4 separate regions of the Homo sapiens genome follow, and regions 1, 2 and 4 are each linked to region 3. The links are chromatin contacts, found by Hi-C or POLR2A ChIA-PET in ENCODE. All regions are on one chromosome and are shown on one strand. The core of a region is the stretch at or near the end of the contact, and the rest is flanking DNA. Distances in the headings are between cores, read along the strand shown. Region 1 holds the start of IP6K2 (inositol hexakisphosphate kinase 2). Region 2 holds the start of GNAI2 (G protein subunit alpha i2). Region 3 holds the start of BSN (bassoon presynaptic cytomatrix protein). Region 4 holds the start of NAA80 (N-alpha-acetyltransferase 80, NatH catalytic subunit).

Region 1 (2,930 bases), core at 222-2,721, 840 kb before region 3:
TATGTTGCCCAGGTTGATCTTGAACTGCTGGGCTCAAGTGATTCTCCATTTGATTTCTAACAATGCCTGTGAATTCTAAAGTCACAAAGCAGGTAAATCTATCGAAATGACAATGTCAGACAAGACCACAGAAAATAGAAAAAAAATTTTAAATGACAGTTAACAGTTTAACTTTTTCTCAAAAAAAAAAAAAGTTACTAGGCCATCAATTTGCCTATTATGTCAAATGTGATAAAGTATTCATTTGGCCCTTTCTAACTCTGATAGTGGCTAAAGTTAAAACAACACCCTGAAGCTTCTCTTTAAATACTTAACACCCAAGTTACACGATGCAATTATACAAACCCCACAGCAACAACCTATATAAATAAGCATCTTAGTTCACTTAAAATATTACCTGGCTACAACTGCAAATACAGCAAACATTTTAAACACTAGAATTCAACAAAATTACTGTAATCATGGTCCTCTATTAAAAATATCATAGAACCGATGATCTACAACATTTTTGTTACCACGTTCCAAAGTGCCAGTACTTTTTCTTAAAACTATTCAAGATGATTTTTTGTTCTGTGTACATTCTGCTACGGAAATGTTTAATTCCAAGCAGTGACTAGTTCTGTTTTCCCTGGTATTTAAGAGCACTGGATTTTACTGGTTTCTACATTTTATTTTCACTCACTTTTCTGCTAGTGTAGCTTAGTTGATATATGAGAACGAATACAATCCTAAAATGAAATAAGCCATTAGGATGCAAAAGACAAAAGCGGTCTGTAATCAAACGTAAAGAGTGGAAATATCACTATAAAGGTGTCCTCTTATCCATTTAAAGGCATTTTTTCTATAATAAGGTTAAGTGTGTAGATTCCCTCATCGAACACCATCTGACGGGCCCAAATGGCATTCAACACTCAAAATGGCTGCACATCTGCCGACCCCAGGTAACAGTACCTGAGGCGCTGAGCTGACTCCCTATCCAAAGATCCGGGAAGACCCCTCCACCCGCCAAATATCTGGGGAGATCGTGGCCGCCAATGACCTGGGGAGACCCCTCAATGACACCGTAGATCTTGCGCTTCCCAAGACCCGGGGAGATCTCAATGACCAGGAAAGATCCTGCCCTCCCCCAAACCCGGGAGACCCCCTCCAATGACCGGGGAGGATGCTGGACCCCCAAAACCACGGAAATCCCTCCCCCAATGATCAGAAGAAAAACCCTCCTCCCAAATGACCCAGGGAAATCGAATCCACAGGGACCCCGGGAGATTTCCCCCACAATGACCACGGAAGAAGTCTTTCCCAAATAACCTGGGAGACTCCAATGATCAGAGATCCCGTTTCCCAGTAGCCTGAAAAAATCTCCCTCAAAGCTCCTCGGGCACTAGGGCCATAGGACGCGAGCTTTACCTGCCGCCTCAGCCGGGTTCCTCGGCGTTTCCGTCCTATTGTTTCTCTCGCACCAAAATGGCTGCGGCCAGGCCGAGCCCCGCCCCCTGCACCTCGCTCCCGGTGCCCCTCACTATTGGCTCGTCCTAGGAGCTGCGCACGCGGACTGGACAGCCTGAAAGGCGCTGTTGCTAGGGTGCCAGGATTCGCTGCAGCAGCTTCCGGAAAAGGCGGTGACTGGGGGCGGGGCCAGAGAGGGCGGAGCATTGTCCTCCGTCTGGGAGGGTGGGCCGGAGGTCTGACGGGCGGTTGGGTGGATAGACTAGCTGCGGGCCGATGGACAGCAGGATACCTGGGAAACAGATGGATTGACCAACAGTCTTGGTTTGTTCAGTAGTGAGCGATTTCGCAGGATGCAGGAATTTCAATGCTAACACAGAGACAGTCCACTACAAACTGGGAAGTTGGTCACTCTAGCAGATGGACAGAAGACTGGATGTGAATAGACGGAAAGAGGGACAAAAGAGTGCCTGTAGACGGTGGACAAAGAAATGGTTATAGATACAGACAGACAGATTATTAGATATGGAAGGGTGGACAGAGAAGTGGCCATAGAGTTTTCTGGGGACTGGTGGATGACCCAGTGCCCAACCCAGCTCCCACCAAGCACCACACCACAGGGCTTGTCTGAGGCTCATTTGTCTTGGGCCTGTGTTGGACAGAAGGGCTCTCACCTGAGTGAATGTCAGCATAGCTGTGAAAGGCAAAGGAGAGGGTTAGTGCCACTGAGAATGGGCAGAGCCTCCTACCTGATCTCTGCTCTTTCTGTAAAGGAGAACAATGTTGCAGCCCTGTGTACTGGGCATTTGCAAAGGTGTAAATTCACTCATACACTTTTTAATTCAACAAGTATTTATTAAGCACTTACACTCGGTATTGGAAATACAGCAGTGAACAAAAAAGGAAAATAAATAAATATCCCTGACCTTATAACAGTGGATAGGAGAGACTTCTGTGAGCAGCTCCTCTCACCTTAGCATGTGGTTTCCAGGGCTCCATGTCCTCCTGGTTTCCTCCAGTCTCACCAGTTTCTCATCTGTGTGTTTTCTCTTTGTCTACACTCACTCTTCCAAAATCTTATCCAGGCTCATGACTTCAAATGCCACCTACATGTCAATCACTCCTAAAAGTGTTTGTCCAGTCCAGACCCTTCCTGAGTGGCAGATTCACTAGTCCCACTGTCAACTAGACATCTGCACTCTGACTTCCAGTTGCTGGCATCTCAAACGCAACTTGTGCTACCCTAACACTGGCTCATCCGCCAAACCTACTTCACCCCACTTTCCCCAAATTGAGTGATAGCATCTCAGCCCTTCTTATTGCTCAAGTCAAACACCTCAAAGTACCCCTTGACTACTCTCTTTCCCATCTATATTCAGTGCACCAGGAAGGTCTGCTGTCTCCATCAGCATCATCTACCCAGAATGAAATCACTTCTTGCCACCTCCATACCTTTCACTGAGTCCAAACTGCCACCATTTCTC
Region 2 (2,965 bases), core at 387-2,886, 680 kb after region 3:
TCTCGAACTCCTGACCTCAAGAGATCTGCCTGCTTCAGCCTCCCAGAGTTGCTGGGATTATAGGCATGAGCAACCATGCCCAGCCAAAATGTGTACCAAGGTTCTAAGGAAGGGGTTTATGCTAAACACCGGGCTGTTGGTGGCAAGCACCCTGTCTTGCTTCAGGGGCCTTCCCTTTGGGCTGGGGCCTCCTAGCCTCATGGCACTGGGGTCACACAAAATGCCTTCGTGGTTAATTTTTGGCAGACCCTTCAAATGTCCAATCGAGGGTGGGGCTCTGGGCTGCTCCTGGAGCACAGGATCAGAAAGACTTGAAATGTTCAGCTAGAAACACTGCTGCTTCCACCCCACCTTTGCCTGGCCATAGGGTTGCAGCCATTGCCCAGTGGGGACAGGCCACAGGAGGGTGGGATGTGGGATCATGGCCACCTCCAGACGTGGACAGGCCATGGAAGAGACAGGTCATAAGATCATGGCCACTTTTGTTTCTAGAAGTCCAGTGGCAACTTCTTCCTCTTTCTTCCCTCCCAACCCCCTCACCCTGCCTGCCCGCCCTCCTCTCTTCCTCCCTCTCCACCCTCTCATCCTCTCTCCCTTTCTCCCTTGGGTCCTGATTGCCTGGTCCCAGATTGGAGTCCAGGATGGCTGCCTGCCGAAGAATGCCTCCCGGTAGATTGGGGAAGGATGGATATGAGAAGCCACCCAGCTAAAGGAGACAGCCTAGGCAAAGGTGTAAAGATGGAAACCAATTTTTTTTTTTTTTTTTGAGACGGAGTCTTGCTCTGTCGCCCAAGCTGGAGTGCAATGAATGGCGCGATCTCGGCTCACTGCAACCTCCGCCACCCGGGTTGAAGCAGTTCTCCCGCCTCAGCCTCCTGAGCAGGTGGGATTACAGGCGCCCACGACCACGCCCGGGTAATTTTTGTATTTTTAGTAGAGATGGGGTTTCACCATGTTGGCCAGGCTGGTCTAGAACTCCTGACCTCAAGTGATCTGCCCGCCTCGGCCTCCTAAAGTGCTGGGATTACTGGCGTGAGCCACTGCGCCCGGCCTTTTTTTTTCCTTTTTCGACTAGCTGCAACCCAGAGGGAGAAGGCGGTAAACCCGCCTTAAGACTGAGAAAACCGCAGTCCAGAAAGGCTCCCGAGTTCGTAGATCCCAAAACAAGTTTACTGGACTCATTAACTTTAACAAATGACAAAGACACGCCTCCTCCACCTAACTCGCCCAACTCGCAGAAGCTCAGAGGGCTGGTTCCTGCTCTGCCCTCGAGGGCACCGGATCCCCACCCTCGGGTTAACAGATCCGCCCTCCCGGCTGTCCAGCAACAGAGCTCCCGGCGCTCCGCACCCAATCACAGCCCGGTCCCGCCTGCAGCCCGCCCAGTGCCGGGTCCCGGGGTTTGGAACCACCCCTATTGCCTTTTCTCCGCGTGGCCCCGCCTGCAGCCCAGGCCCGAGCCTGGGCTGCGCCTAACTTCCCCCTTCGCTCCGCCCTCGAGCCAATCAACAGCCTCTAATCTCCTCTGGCCCCGCCTGCAAGCCCGCCCCGGCCCAGTCACAGGCTTGGTTCGCCCAGGCCCCACCCCCGGCCCGCCCCGCCGTCGGTGCGCGGCGGTAGGGAAGGCGCCTCCCGCAGTCGCTCGGAACTGCCGACCCGAGTGCTTCCCGCAGAGGGCTGGTGGTGGGAGCGGAGTGGGTCGGGCGGGGCCGAGCCGGGCCGTGGGCCGTGTGGGGGCCGGGCGGCGGCCGGGCCGGCGGACGGCGGGATGGGCTGCACCGTGAGCGCCGAGGACAAGGCGGCGGCCGAGCGCTCTAAGATGATCGACAAGAACCTGCGGGAGGACGGAGAGAAGGCGGCGCGGGAGGTGAAGTTGCTGCTGTTGGGTGAGGCCGCGTCCCGCACTGGGATCCTTGATTCCCAGCTCGAATCCCCAGACAAGGACTTTGACCTCCCAGACTAGGGCTTCAAACTCCCAGACCCGGGCTGTCTGGGACCCCACACCTGGGCCAGGACCAGGGTTGAAAACTCTAGATTGGACTAGACCTTTGATCCTGCCCAGACTCTAGACCAGACCCCTGTCTCATCCCAGACCCCAGACCTCCAAATCCAGTCAACAGTGCCCCAACACCCGCGGTCCAGTGCCCTGCTTGGCCATCCCCCCTTGCTAACTAGCTTCACAGAACTTCAGAGCCCCGCCATCCTTCCCTACACTTTGCCCAAACCCCCAGGATGCCCGCCACTTGTTCCCCAACCCTCAGGCTCCGCTTGTTTTCCTCACCTGCGCCTTTTATTCCTATTGGGCATGAGCATCCCGCGGGGCCCCTGCCAGGCCCCCCACCCACTCCCTCCTTCTCCTTCTGTGCCCCATCCCTAGTCTGGAATCTGTATCCTCCACCTGTGCACTCTGACCCAAGGAACCTCTCGAGTGGGAAACTGCTCTTGAGCCCCATCTCCAGCTGGAACCCCTTCAGCGAGCCCTGCTCCCTGCTTCCTGCCCTCCAGATCCTTCTCTGCAGGCATCACTCCCGAAACCCTCTGCTGATCCTCCCCTAAGTCCTCTTACACTCTGGCCTTCCCCAGATCCCTCCACCCTTCCTGCACCAAGTGGGCTGGGCTAGGAGGCGGGAGCCCTGGGTTGGAGAGGGCCTAGGCTGCCTTATGCAGAACCCCCACGGGGCTGGATTGAGGCTCCACTGGTCACGCTGGGGGAGGGGGCCAGGCCTCAGGCTTCCCAAGGAGGCTCTATGTTTTCCAGTTTCGAAGGCCAGTCTGGGAAGTAGGAGAGAGAGTGGAGGAGTTAGGGTTGTGGCCGCCTCCAAGGCCAGAAAAGATGGTGGCTGCTAGAGGAGTGGGGGGAAGTGGAAGTGGTGAGACAGCCGACATATTGCTGCCCCTGCGGGTGAGCCCAGGAGATCTGCTAGTAGGTGCTGGGCTGCCCACACCCCTTCTGGGCTGCAAGGCC
Region 3 (3,115 bases), core at 45-2,544:
GAGAGGCTCTCTTCATCCTAGGTCATCCCAGAGGGGCCAGGCAGTTTAGCGTGAAAACGGGAGGTATGAAGTCAGGAGAAAATATCAGGAAGTGGGGGCTCTGCATTTCCTCTTTCTCTTACTTGCTCCATCCCAGAGGTCGGGAGGAGCAGCTCGGAGTGCACAGGGGAAGGCCCAGGGAGGGTCCTGGCCCCTCCTCACAAGAACTGACACAGCCACCGGTCTGTCCAGCAGGCTGGCTATCAGCATTCACTGGGATCCCTGGATTATTCTAGGTTCAGTTAGAACTGCTAACACCCTATGTGATATATTTCGCAACATTAGGAGAATTGAATGGGTTTGTAAAATGGGTTCAAGTTACTCACGCCTTTCTACACAGTCATGATTTATGACGTCAGAGATGAACTGGAATATAGGCTCCTAGGAAATATTCTCCCACAGGAAAGTACAGGCTTGTGTGAGAAGCCACCACGGCAGACAATCCTGAGTAGCGGGCAGAAACCGGCTGTAAATGTGAGGGAGCGGGGAAGTAATTTGGAAAGCTCTCAGGGTAATGCAGAGGCAACCTGCGGCCCCGCATCGAGACAGCTCCAGGCCTGAGAACCATCAAGTCCTCTTTTCCATCCCCAAGGTCACTCTCCCAGGGCTGACTGAGGTGGCCTCCCAGCTGGCTTCACACAGCCCTGTCACACCTTCCATCTGTGCCCGGGGCGCTTCCTGAGACTCCCAGTTCCTCAGTGTGAATCCCAGATGGTTCCCATCGCCATCTGGATAAAGGCTCCACTCCCCAGCTGGCCTTAAAGACCCTCACAATCCGGCCCGACCACCCAGCACCCTCCCTCTCCTTCCCTCTACGACCTTGCGTCTCTGAATACACTTGTTCCTCTGCCTTCCCAACTCCTATGCATACTTTTGAGGCCATTCTCGGGTAGCCCCTCTCCTCTCCGAGGCCTGTCCTTATGACGCCTGCCCGCTGTGGCACTCCGGTTACCCGGAGGAGAGTTGCTACTCTCGAGTTCACCGAGGCGGAAAGCCCCTCTGACTCCAAAGCAGGGCTCAGCGCGACGTCCCAGAGGCCGCTTCTAGTGGCAGGTGCCCCTCCTCACAGGGCCCTCGCAGCCCCGCCGGCCCCCGCCCGGCTCCTTCTCAGCATGATACAACCGCGTCGGCCCTGGACAGCGCATGCGCGGGCGCCGGCGGCTGTTTCCCAGCGACCCCGAGGCTGGCGGGAGCGCGCACAGGGGAAGGGGGGCGTGTGCAGGGAAGGGGGCGCGAGACGCGCATGCGCAGCGGCAGGCGGCGGCGCGAGCCGAGCTGGGAGATGGCGGCGGCAGCGGCGGCGCCGAGAGTGTGAGCACCGCCCGGGAGCCGCCGGCCCGGGCGCAGCGCGACCCCGACCCCGCCCGCCCGCCTGCCCGCCATGGGCAACGAGGTCAGCCTGGAGGGCGGCGCTGGCGACGGGCCGCTGCCGCCCGGCGGCGCCGGCCCCGGCCCGGGCCCCGGCCCCGGCCCCGGCGCAGGAAAGCCGCCTTCAGCACCGGCCGGTGGCGGACAGCTCCCCGCGGCGGGAGCAGCGCGGTCGACCGCGGTACCACCGGTCCCTGGCCCCGGCCCCGGCCCCGGTCCCGGCCCTGGCCCGGGCAGGTAAGCGCGTGTCTCGGCGCCCGGGGGGCGGTGAGCTGCAGCCTGAGGCCGGGACCCGGGCCCAGGATCCCGCGATCTAGTGTGGACAGCGAGGTTCGACGTCCGGCCGCACTCTGAACCCTGCCGGATTGGCGTGAACTGGGTGGTCGCGGGAAGCGGCCCTTCCTTTCCAGCTGCCCCGCCTTGGCGTGGCAGGATGACGAGCGCAGGGTCAGTCGGGGCCTGCAGACCGTGACTCCGTCACGAACCCCAAATTCGCTTCTCCCCAACGCTCGGGCCTGACTGCTCAGGAGGGGCTTATGTAACCTTAACCTGGTCCCTCCGCACAGGAGAGCAATGGGATGGAAAACGTCCTCCCTGTCTGCTGGTGTCTGCATGTGTCCATTGTGCTGGGCCGAGAAAACAGCACAATGGGAGTGGCTGTCAGGGAAGATAAGTGTCACTGCGAGGAACAGAGAGATGAAAATAGTTGAACCATGAACTTGGTCTTGGGCTTTCCTTGGGCATTTAGTGGCTGTAATCACCTTTGGGGGAAAGGAAAATTGCCCACTGGACACCAAGAGGTGCTTATTTAGGCCCAACAATACTAATAGGATCATGTGCTTTCACCAAGGTTTAGGGAAACATTTTGGGGTGAAGCAAAAATGCTATTGAGTCATCCAGCACCAGATATGTTCTCGTTACCTTATGATTTAGATCAAACCAGTGGAAAAGCTGAAACCCACACAGAATGCTTTAAACAGAACATATCTGATTAAATACTGTGAAACCAGTTTGTTTTAAATGTATGCCAACCCAGGTCCTGCAAAAACAGTCAAGTGGCAATGAAGGCTGTAAGGGAATGCCAATATATAATAAGTCAGTAGACTGAAAACTCAGGAAAACTACTAAGAGATGACACGATAAAATGGAAGGCATTATCTTTGCACCAAATAGGCTTGGGGAGTAGCAAAACCCCCAGGGGGTGGGAGGGAGGTGCTTCCAGCTCCATGTGGGTCTGCTGATATATGTTGCCCTGGCTTTTCTGTGTGGAAGCACATAAACTGAGGACGCATAATTTTTTATTCTTTGGCTGCCCGACTGTGCCTCTTGTGTGTTTATTTCCTCAGAAGTCATTTCTTAGACAACTAACAGTAATGAAAGGCTGTTAGTAGCTTGAAACCTGCGGCAGACAGGTCAGCCTGTGAGCATCCTTTTTAGAGGTGGGATTTGTCCATTTTATACTAGCTATAATAGTAATGCAGTTGGATAGCACACAGCTCTTAGCACTGCAAACACTGTCCATTTTGCTGCATGTTGAGTTGCTGTTTGGGTTTTAGCTTGAGGGAGGCTCACCCAGGCTTTAGTGTTCTCCTTCCAAGGGAAAGCTTCTGTAGCTGAATGGAAAAACACCTTGTTATTGAGAGTTCCCTGTATGGGGAATTTGTCATTTCTCTTCTGATAACCAAACAGGCTGCTCTGCTTGTAGTTT
Region 4 (3,008 bases), core at 145-2,644, 740 kb after region 3:
ACCAGGTCTATAAAACAGCCGACCCAATCTACTTGCTGGCCTTCTGTCTTCCAGTAGTCCTCCTAGTCCACCACTAGGGCATGGGATAGAAGATGCAAAGCAGACACTATACCCCCTGCTCAAACCTACCCAAGGTTCCCTCCATAGGAAAAACTGCCCGGGAGTCTTCCTGTCCCTTTCTTCTCCCTATGTTCCGAGTCTCCTCCAGCTCCCAGCCTTTTCAACTACCTGGGCTATGCCCACTGCCTTAGTGGATCCTGGGGCCCCACTCATGCACCCATCAGGCTGAGCTTTGGCCTGTCTTGACTGCCTTCCCCACCTGGAGCCCATGGCCCCCTTCCCAACTCTGCCCATCTCAGGACACTTTGGATATAGACCCAACTGTCTCCTCAGATGGGGCCCCAGCAGCACCAGCACTGGGCCTGGCCCACAGTCACACAGCAGTATTGCCTCTGCAGGCTTGGTTCCCCACTGGCTTGAGTTTCGCAGGCACCCTAGATAAGGACCACAGCTTCCTTCCTATATCCACAGGGTGTCCAACGGTCACCAGGTTGGGGGCCCAGACCTCCTGTGCCCAAACCCTACTGTTTTCCCATCTTAACCAAGGTCCTGCCGTCCGGCAGGTCTATGCTGGGGGTTTTCTAGTCGTGGGCGGGCAGCTGAGCCCCCTCCTTCTACTCACCTGCTCCAGAGGGGGCCTCCTGGCTCCCCTTACCTCTCCTGAGCTTGAGGCCAATTAAACACTGGTCAGTAACAGGCACCCCCCTCCCCTCACCTCCCACACCATTCACAGGGCTGTAAGCCCCTCACCTGCATCAGCCACCTCTGCAGCAGCCGCACCCTTTGGTCTAGAGGGAGGAAGCCCCAGGATCCGCCCCTAGGGCTGAGCCCGGGGCTTCCCCGCGGCCTTAACCCCTTCAGTGCCGACCCCACCCACTGTGGGCGGGGCTCCGGGGTCCTCAGAGAGTGGCTTCTCCGTCTCTCCCGGGCCTCGGTTTCCCCCTCCCTCCTAGTGGGTCACAGGCTGTGGAGCTTTTGGGAATGAGGACTTCGAGAGCTCGACTCTGTGGGCAGGTGTGGCTCGGCATGGTCTGGAAACGAACGACTGACGCGGGGAGGGCGTGCAGGGTGGCATGGCCACTTGGGGACCGCACGCGCGGGGTGGACCTACAGGCAGCAAATGGGAAGGGTGCGGTACTGACATGTTGATGCTGGCCTCTGGGATGTTCCGCGTCCTAGCTCCGCACAGCTGGGTATCTCACTCAGTCGCCACCTCGGACTCCTCGGTCCGACAACGTTGGCCCCCAGCGGTGCGGCGGATGTTCTGCAGCCGTCGCGTCCTGCGGCACGCCACGGCGTTCTAAGGCCTCCCAGCACCCGCGCGTCGCCGCTTAGAACCCGCCCCTGGTTTGCGCGTCACAACACCCGCCAGGCGCCGACTCAGTCTCTACCCTGGCTCCGCCCCTGCTGAGCCCCACCCCATCTCCATTTGAGTCCGCCTCCTCCCCACCCGGCCCCATACAGGCCCCTCCTCCTTCTCCTTGCGTCACAGCTTAGGTCCCGCCTCGATTTGGCTTCTTCCAGGCCCTGCCCCAGCCCAGCACGTCACTTCAGCCAGGCGCAGGCCCCGCCTCCAGCTGGCTCTGCCTCCGCCAGCCCCGCCCCAGGCTCTGACAAGTCTAGCTTCGGTTCCCGCCGGCCTCCTGCCCCAGGACAGCTTGGAAACGGTCCGATCAGGTGGGGCTTCCTCTTGAAATTTGGGCCCCACCCTGGGAAGCAGCCGCCCTTAGACTGACGTCAGATCTGGTGAGAGTGACAAGCCTTTCCTGTGCCCTTTGGATACCGGGGCCTGGACATTTTAGGCGCTCAGTAAACAGCTAAGTAAATCATGACTGCTTTATTTGCTGGACTGGTGCCTCTCAGCAGATTCAGGGGTCGTGCAGGGCTGGTTACCACAAACTCAGTAGGAGTGCAAGGGCTGTACCCCCGGAGCTAGACAGCCTGGGTTTGAATCTCAACTTCTCCCTTTTCTTGCTGTGCAACCTTGGGCAACGTGCTTACTCTCAATGTGAGTGACTCAGTTTCCTCATAGCCTCATTGTGAGGAATGAATAAGTCCACATAAAACGCTTAGCACGGGGATTGGCAAAGAGTAGGCACTCAGTGAATGTCAGCCTTTGTGATTGCTGCAGTTCAAAGACTGGCTCAGTGTCTCTGGAGGAATTGTCTATGACCTTGCCAAGTAGATGCATATGGACATGGAATGAATGGTGTCTGCTGTGGTTCTAACTCCTTATGCCACTATTCCAGTCTGTAAGTATGCATGTGTGTGCAGGGAATATGCCTGTGACAGTGGCTGAGTGTACTCTTTACTGTGACCATGACTTGTATGACTGTGCATGTATTTGAGGAAGCCCTGGCCAGACCCAGAGTGCATTAGGTTCTCAATATGTGCAACTCAGTGTGTGGCCAATCACCACATGCTCTTCCGCTCACACCACGGTGCCTGCCAGCCAGGGTAGCATCGACATTTGAACTCCACAGCCATCTGTGCCTGATCTTCAAGTGAGAGGGCACCCCGCAGGCTCAGGGGCCCACCACCAGGCGTGAGCTGGATGGAGAAACTGGCAGGGTTAAGGAGGAGGAGGGCTTTGGGGTGGCTGGTGCGGCGGACACAGCGGCCATGGCCGGAGCACAGGGCTTGACTGCAGAGAAGGGCCCCACTGGTCACGTTCAGGATGAAGGGCCCCAGTGTAGTGTCCATATACTCCTTGATGGCCTGACATGATTCCTAGGTGGGAAGGGAGGATAGCGTCAGGGACACCATGGCCATGTATGGACCCACCCAGGGCACTGAGGCACTCACCTGCTGGTCAGCCAGGACTTTGCAGGTAGAAAGGGTAAGTCAGGGTCTACCCCGTCAGCTTAATGGCCCCACCCCTCCCCCACCCCCACCCTCATGCCAGGCCTAAGCTCACCTTGGTTCTTGTATTTTCCCAGCTCACCCAG

Evidence for each region. A loop is a pair of places that touch in the nucleus more often than their neighbours do. ChIA-PET counts read pairs that join two places held with the same protein, here RNA polymerase II (POLR2A). Pooled maps may share reads with other maps.
Region 1: a pooled map shows a loop between it and region 3 (7-fold over the local background). The contact joins the promoter of IP6K2 here to the promoter of BSN in region 3. A Hi-C loop is called at or near these places in 4 of 50 pooled maps. POLR2A ChIA-PET finds 5 or more read pairs at or near these places in 2 of 52 experiments (CD8-positive, alpha-beta memory T cell and activated T-cell).
Region 2: a pooled map shows a loop between it and region 3 (11-fold over the local background). The contact joins the promoter of GNAI2 here to the promoter of BSN in region 3. A Hi-C loop is called at or near these places in 1 of 168 maps with a recorded cell type or tissue (PC-9) and 7 of 50 pooled maps. POLR2A ChIA-PET finds 5 or more read pairs at or near these places in 1 of 52 experiments (naive thymus-derived CD8-positive, alpha-beta T cell).
Region 4: a map of CD8-positive, alpha-beta T cell shows a loop between it and region 3 (5-fold over the local background). The contact joins the promoter of NAA80 here to the promoter of BSN in region 3. A Hi-C loop is called at or near these places in 1 of 168 maps with a recorded cell type or tissue (CD8-positive, alpha-beta T cell) and 7 of 50 pooled maps. POLR2A ChIA-PET finds 5 or more read pairs at or near these places in 1 of 52 experiments (CD8-positive, alpha-beta T cell).

Annotation. Positions count from the first base shown.
Region 1 is chr3:48,715,750-48,718,679 of GRCh38, forward strand. It overlaps IP6K2 (inositol hexakisphosphate kinase 2), which reads right to left and starts at 1,472. Exons shown (of 6, transcript NM_016291.4): 1 at 1,408-1,472.
Region 2 is chr3:50,234,568-50,237,532 of GRCh38, forward strand. GNAI2 (G protein subunit alpha i2) reads left to right here and starts at 1,637. Exons shown (of 9, transcript NM_002070.4): 1 at 1,637-1,886. The coding sequence starts at 1,769. RefSeq lists enhancers at 294-904, 905-1,515 and a silencer at 1,385-1,844.
Region 3 is chr3:49,553,183-49,556,297 of GRCh38, forward strand. It overlaps BSN (bassoon presynaptic cytomatrix protein), which reads left to right and starts at 1,295. Exons shown (of 12, transcript NM_003458.4): 1 at 1,295-1,644. The coding sequence starts at 1,421. It overlaps BSN-DT (BSN divergent transcript), which reads right to left and starts at 1,184. Exons shown (of 3, transcript NR_038866.1): 1 at 859-1,184; 2 at 366-505. RefSeq lists silencers at 1,103-1,402, 1,473-1,682.
Region 4 is chr3:50,298,011-50,301,018 of GRCh38, forward strand. It overlaps NAA80 (N-alpha-acetyltransferase 80, NatH catalytic subunit), which reads right to left and starts at 1,395. Exons shown (of 2, transcript NM_001200016.2): 1 at 1,203-1,395. HYAL3 (hyaluronidase 3) reads right to left here and starts at 1,395. Exons shown (of 4, transcript NM_003549.4): 1 at 1,203-1,395. It overlaps HYAL1 (hyaluronidase 1), which reads right to left. Exons shown (of 4, transcript NM_033159.4): 3 at 2,978-3,008; 4 at 1,883-2,790. The coding sequence ends at 2,473. RefSeq lists an enhancer at 989-1,128.